2 separate regions of the Homo sapiens genome follow, and region 2 is linked to region 1. A link is an interaction called in ENCODE POLR2A ChIA-PET data of the cell type or tissue named here. Cell type or tissue: A673. All regions are shown on one strand. Each heading gives the region's core, and the rest is flanking DNA. Links, peaks and the distances in the headings are about the cores only. Region 1 overlaps TMEM114 (transmembrane protein 114). Region 2 holds the start of LOC100130283 (a long non-coding RNA gene).

Region 1 (2,909 bases), core at 178-2,677:
CCTCATTGGCAAAATAAGAGTAAAAACACCTGCCCACTGATCTAGAACTTATTAAATTCAGCAAACATATTAAGAGTGTCTGCTGTGAGTCTAGCTCCACACTGAGCACTGGTATGAAGACAAAAATAAATAAGTCGCAGACAGTTCCTCTCTTGCACGCATGTTGACAGAGTACCCGTATGATTGACCATCCAAATCACACTTTTGAGAATCAAACAATCATCAACTGTATTAAATTATCTACCATGACCATAGGTGTCTACAGGGACCAGGCAGGATAAACCAGGACAACTGGTCACCACACTTCTCCGTTTATTGTTTCAGTAAACAATGATGCAACACCTGCCACCTATGCTCACCAGGGTTCCAATGTCAGCCCTATCACTTCCAGCTGAGGGTCTGTAGGCAAGTTACTTTATAACCTTCAAGCCTCAGTTTTCTCATCAGCTAAATGGGAATACTAAGAGTATGCACTTTACAGGATTGTGTACTGAGGAAGAGGTAAAATGGACAAACTTCTTAAAATGGTGCTTGTCACATCATAAACCTAATACAAGTGTTCATTGTTATTGTTTCTCAGCTTGGTATTGGGCTATCTAAATGAAATAATATGCATGAAATCTTGTAAACCTTTTGGTAATGTGGAAAGCCTGTTACAACCAAACACAGATCTCTCAGGCCGGGAGACCTGATTCCCATTCATCAACAAGCCTCTAATGAACTCCTGTGATGGAGAGAAAGAAAGAAACAGTTTCCAGCTTCTGGGAACTGGCATGGCGCTCATAGCTAGACTGCGGTGTTCTGCTGGATATAATCTCTTGGAACTCCGACATCAGACGAGGTCATCTGAGACCACAATACAATGAGACCCAGCAAGGGCACCTCACAGGCTGCCCAAGCAGAGGTGTAAACAAGGTCTCTGTGCCACCCACAAAATATCAAACGCCTCCTTCTCCCAGCTCATATGACTGTCCCTGCTTTCTCAATCACAGCCAGTCTGCCTCCCTATAGATAAGATGGAGATATTTGGTCACAGAATTGTCTCCACTTCCTGATATTACCCAGTCCAGAACAAACCTCCACATCCTCAGACCCTCCAAAGACACCCCATCAAAGCCCGAATCCCGTAAGTCCTTCCTGGCAACCTCTTGCTGAGACACCCCACAGCTCCCCATGGAGTGTGTTCTCCTTTGCTGCACTGAGTAATAAACCCCAACTTGAACTGCAGGGGTGTCCCCACTGGTCTCTGGCTGGAGGGAACTGGCAGGGGCCAGGGGCTCTCCCAGGCACTGGCAAGCGGGAAAGGATATGATGGAGCAGGACAGAGGTGGCAGGAATCAAAGGCCAGCAGGACCTGGAAAATTTCTTCTTTCTTGTGATGTATTCTTGCACATCCCTGAATGCCCAATAACTTGCAACACAGAACCTAGAATGTAGTACATGCTCCCTGTGCAATGGATGGCTGAGTTAATGAATGAGAGCAGGAAGGAAGGAAGGAAGGAAGGAAGGAAGGAAGGAAGGAAGGAAGGAAGGAAGGAAGGAAGGAAATTGAGCATTTACTGAGCATCTAATAGGTGCTTTATTTTGGGATGGGTATTGTAGAGGTACAAAGTTGGATCAGACATAAATCCCACCTCCTTGGAACTTATAATTCAGAAAGGAAGTTCACATGTAGACATAAATTGCTGTAATGTCAGGTGAAAGTGGTGCCTTAAGAGACTCAGACAGCCATGTGTCAATTCAGAGATGCCAGGCTAAGTCCACATGATCATAGACCTTCCATTTGAGGCAGTAAATTTTAAAGGAAAGCATGGAGTATTTAGAGTCAGACCTGAGCGTGGTTCTTACTAGCCATGTGACTTCAGAGGAGCTGCCTCAATGAGCTTCAATTTTCTCATTTGAAAAATGGAACTGGACCATATTCATCTTGACATGAGGACCATAGCAGATGACTTGGGCTCAAGCCCTCAACGAAAGCCACTTCCCTTCCCTCTACTCTGCAGATCTAATTGGCCCTTTCCTTCTCCCACAGCCCCTGCAGCTGTGAAAGGTGTCTGCCTTTAACAGCTAGAGAGGGATGATGTGGGGACAGCTACTGCGCTGGACTCAAAAGCAAACTTCCTGAACCTTGGATTTCCACCTCAGTTCTGTCATTCCCTGTTGATGTTCTTGGGAGAGAAGGATCTTGGGTCTGAGGCCAGCCAGACACTCTTACTCACCATGTGACCTTAGGTAAGTCCCTTCACCTCTGTGAGCCCTCATTTCCTCATTTGTAAAAAATATTTAAGACCTAAGACCTCCCTGCAGGGTTGTTTTCCTGATTGGCAATGTTTTCTTTTTTCTTTTTTGATTTTGTTTTTTGTTTTTTGTTTTTTTTTTGAGATTGAGTCTCGCTCTGTCACCCAGGCTGGAATGCAATGGTGCCATCTCAGATCACTGCAACCTCCACTTCCTGGGTTCAAGCAATTCTCCTGTCTCAGCCTCCTGAGGAGCTGGGACTATAGGCGCCCGCCATCCCTCCTGGCGAATTTTTGTATTTTTTTTAGTAGAGACGGCATTTCACCATATTGGTCAGGCTGCTCTTGAACTCCTGACCTCAAGTGATCCACCCACCCTGGCCTCCCAAAGTGCGGAGATTACAGGCATGCCACCGGCAGTGTTTTCAAAAGCACTGAACTCAATCCTGAGCGCATGCATTCATTCAGAAACAAATGCCTTTGGGTCCCCAGTGAGGGCCAAGCCCTGTCCTAGGGCCTGGGGACACCTCATCGAACAAGGCCACTGCCCTCATGGAGTTCACAGATGGGCACAGGAGACAGAGTAGACAGGAAGCAAGGAAACAAAGATCATTGCAGGCTGTGACGTGTCACAGAGGAAATAAGTGTGAGGATGCAGAAAAATAGGTGGGC
Region 2 (2,909 bases), core at 45-2,544, 270 kb after region 1:
GGTCTTCCCCACCCACCCCCAGCCCCCTAGTCTAATACCCACCCTGATACGTGCAATCATGTAGTTTTGGCGGAAATTTCCCCATCATTCTAGGATGATACAGAAAGAAAAACTGTGCCTGGACCCTCCCTCTTGGTGGGTCTGTGGAAACATAAGCGGTTTTTTTAATGGGCCCCTGCATCAATACCAAACATGGGGGTTTGGTAATGAGAAACCAGGACAGGCCATCTGCAGTGACCCAGCCCAGGACGAAGTTTACAAACACCTCCTGGAACGAAGCTCCCGCCTGCATGTCACCTTGATGGGGGCTGTGAGTGGGGCAGTGTGATACCCAGTGACTAGACGCACTCTGCGTTTTCCCGTGTTTGGGGCTGAGGCCTGCTGGACAGATGGCTGGCCAAGTGGGAGCAGACCCTAGGGAGTTTGCACCTCGGCTGGGCCGGATTCGGACCGGCTCTGTGTTCACTACACTCAGAATAGCCTGGCTGCTTCTCTGTCTCCGAGACCGGAGGTAGTGGGAACCAACAGCTGGGCTGGAGAGTTGGTGCTGGCAAAACAGTCCTTGCCCTGGGGCCGGTTCTTACCCAGGTCCAGAGAAACCAACGCGGGATGTCAGACTTCACCAAAAGGACTTTCTGGTTGCCCCTGGCTGGCTTCCTGGAGGCGTTCGCCTCTAGTTTCTCAGGGATGGAGCGAGAGCCCAGCCAGAGAACAGTAAGAGGAGCTGCTCTCCTATCTGCACTCACCCAGGCCTTCACCCAGACTTTACCACGGAGGCGGCTGAGTGCAGCTACAGCTAGGTCCGCGTCCCTCACTCTTTTCATCTTCTGCACGTTCTTCGTGAAACTGGAAGGATCCCGGGTCTCAGCTAGAACACGGTGGAAGAGAACTTTCCTAGGAAACGGTTCATGTGTCACTTTTCAGGATGTGGAAACACTGAGCCATACACCCTCCATTGCTTGGTGCTGGGGTTGTGTGGCCTCCACTGGGCACTTGCCGACCTGAGTCTGGGGCCAGGGGAGCCCAGGCTGCCCTGCACTCCTGCCTCCCAGCCCACAGCCAGGTGCTTTCATCACAGCTAAACCTGGTTCCCTCCAAACCTCCCAGCCACTCGGGCTTGTAACTGTCTGAGCCCCGGATCCGGTGGGGTGAAAGCAGCCAGCTCATCCCAGTGACTCACAGGACACAGCCATCCAGCGGCATCTTTCCTTGTCGAATGATACTGTAATGACCTTCCAAAGTGAAGAGTAGCACATTAAAGTGATTTTATTGTTTCCTGTTTCTCATTCCGATTTCTTTTTCCTCCTATGTTCCCAGATTCTGGAATGGAACCCCAGCCCTTCCAGGTCTGAGAGCCACTCTTTCTTTACTCTGGATTTCTGTCACATCGGGGGCCCCTCCCTCTGCGGAGTTGCATGTTGCTGTTCCTGATGCACAGACTCCTCCCCCGCTGCTTTTCTGCCCACTGGGTCAGGATCTGCCATTCTTTACAAGTTTCCTTAACGTATTGCGTCAAAGCGAGACAACCGAGTCTTACTCAAACTTGTTTTAACCGGAGATGGAGGGTTGCTGCTGTGTCACCGCCTGCACAGGGCTGCCCTCAGGTGAGTACCCCGAGTCTGCCAGGCTGGGTGCTGATGCGCGGAGGTTTGGGCCGTCCCTGCCCCAGTTCCCACAGTGGCTGCTTGAGACCCTCCCCAGGCCCCTCGAGCCCCTCCTGCACTGTCTGCTGCCTCCCTTCTGCAGTCAGAATTGACACTCCCCTTCCACCTTCTTTGTCATCACATTGCATCCCAGGCCAGCTTCCTGGGGCTTACTCCAAGGGCATCGGCTTGCCCCGCACTGTGGTGGGATGTAAAGTGATAACAGCTAAACGACGCATGCACAACATGTCCTGGTGCCTTCTGCGTGACCCCAGAGCAGCAGGTTCTGCACATGGCAGGTAAGAGCACAGCTGCCAAGACCCCAAGCCTAGTTCTGCTGCTACAAGCTGCTGCGTGACTTAAGGTGAGTTCATCTTCGCCTCAGTTTCCTCCTCTGTCAAATGGGATAGTCCTTACCGTGTATGGAATTTAAAGCACTTTGAACAGTGAGTGTGAGCCATTACTAACTCAAGTAATACCCCTTCCCAACCCAGAACCCTATAAGGCAGGGACAGTCAGTCCCTCTCTCTGCTTTAGGGGGTTGCAGGATAAAGACACCGTCACAAGAAATTTAAACACAGTAGGTAAATTTTGAGCCACAGCAAAGCACAGAGGTTGCATCCAGGCCAGCTTAGCACTGTTGAAAGTCACCATCCCCAGCACTGCAGAAGCTGACCCTGAACTCAAGGTCACCCAGGGCTTAAGCCTCAGAGAAAAGGCCTGGGTTGAACCTGAGCAGTGGGTGAGTGCAGGGCAGGCCTCTGGCTCCCTGGAGGGAGAGGCTAGCCAGGAAGTTGAGCTTGAACCTGATCCCGAGGGAGAGGTGTGGGGCATGCTCATGATCTGTCCGGGAAGGTCTCTCCAGCTACTGGAAGGGGAGTGCCCACAGGGGCCAGGAGAAGGCAGTTGGGCAGATGTTGCCGTAGTCCGGACACATCCAGGCATACGTGGTTTTGAATCACTTCCTCTCCAAGGGCTGCTGCTTCCTCTCCACCCCTCCCAAGTGTTCTGGCTCTGGGCCCCAGCTGGCCACCTCAGCCCAGGCAGGCTCCTCCAACCTGAACGACAGGCAACCTCCACGCTGCCTGCCACGGCACCCCAAAGTCAAGACGTAGAACTCATTCCACCTCCTTCACCCGAGGCTGCTTTCCCAAACGTCTTCCCAGTCCCACCTTCAGTTTTGTTTTTTGTTGTTGTTGTTGCTATTGTTTTTGAGACAAGTCACTGTTGTTGCCCAGCCTGGAGTGCAATGGCACGATCTCAGCT

What was found. ChIA-PET counts read pairs that join two places held together with the same protein. Peaks named below come from ENCODE experiments on the same cell type or tissue, not always from the same donor. Only the 100,000 strongest peaks of a DNase experiment are listed, where the experiment ranks them.
Region 2: POLR2A ChIA-PET joins it to region 1 with 8 read pairs; 2 of 35 experiments call an interaction of 5 or more read pairs at or near these places.

What each region holds. Positions count from the first base shown.
Region 1 is chr16:8,575,223-8,578,131 of GRCh38, forward strand. All of the region lies in intron 2 of TMEM114 (transmembrane protein 114), which reads right to left. Among named protein-coding and RNA genes, the nearest start is that of TMEM114, 14 kb to the right of the region's middle. In A673, for the core only: no CTCF peak of the experiment used is centred there; DNase peaks (open chromatin) are centred at 1,119, 1,439 and 1,569; H3K4me3 peaks cover 2,048 bases; H3K27ac peaks cover 2,500 bases.
Region 2 is chr16:8,848,052-8,850,960 of GRCh38, forward strand. PMM2 (phosphomannomutase 2) reads left to right here. Exons shown (of 8, transcript NM_000303.3): 8 at 1-1,274. It overlaps LOC100130283 (a long non-coding RNA gene), which reads left to right and starts at 1,418. Exons shown (of 5, transcript NR_147908.1): 1 at 1,418-1,604; 2 at 1,798-1,942; 3 at 2,882-2,909. RefSeq lists an enhancer at 2,332-2,471. In A673, for the core only: no CTCF peak of the experiment used is centred there; a DNase peak (open chromatin) is centred at 1,210; H3K27ac peaks cover 2,377 bases.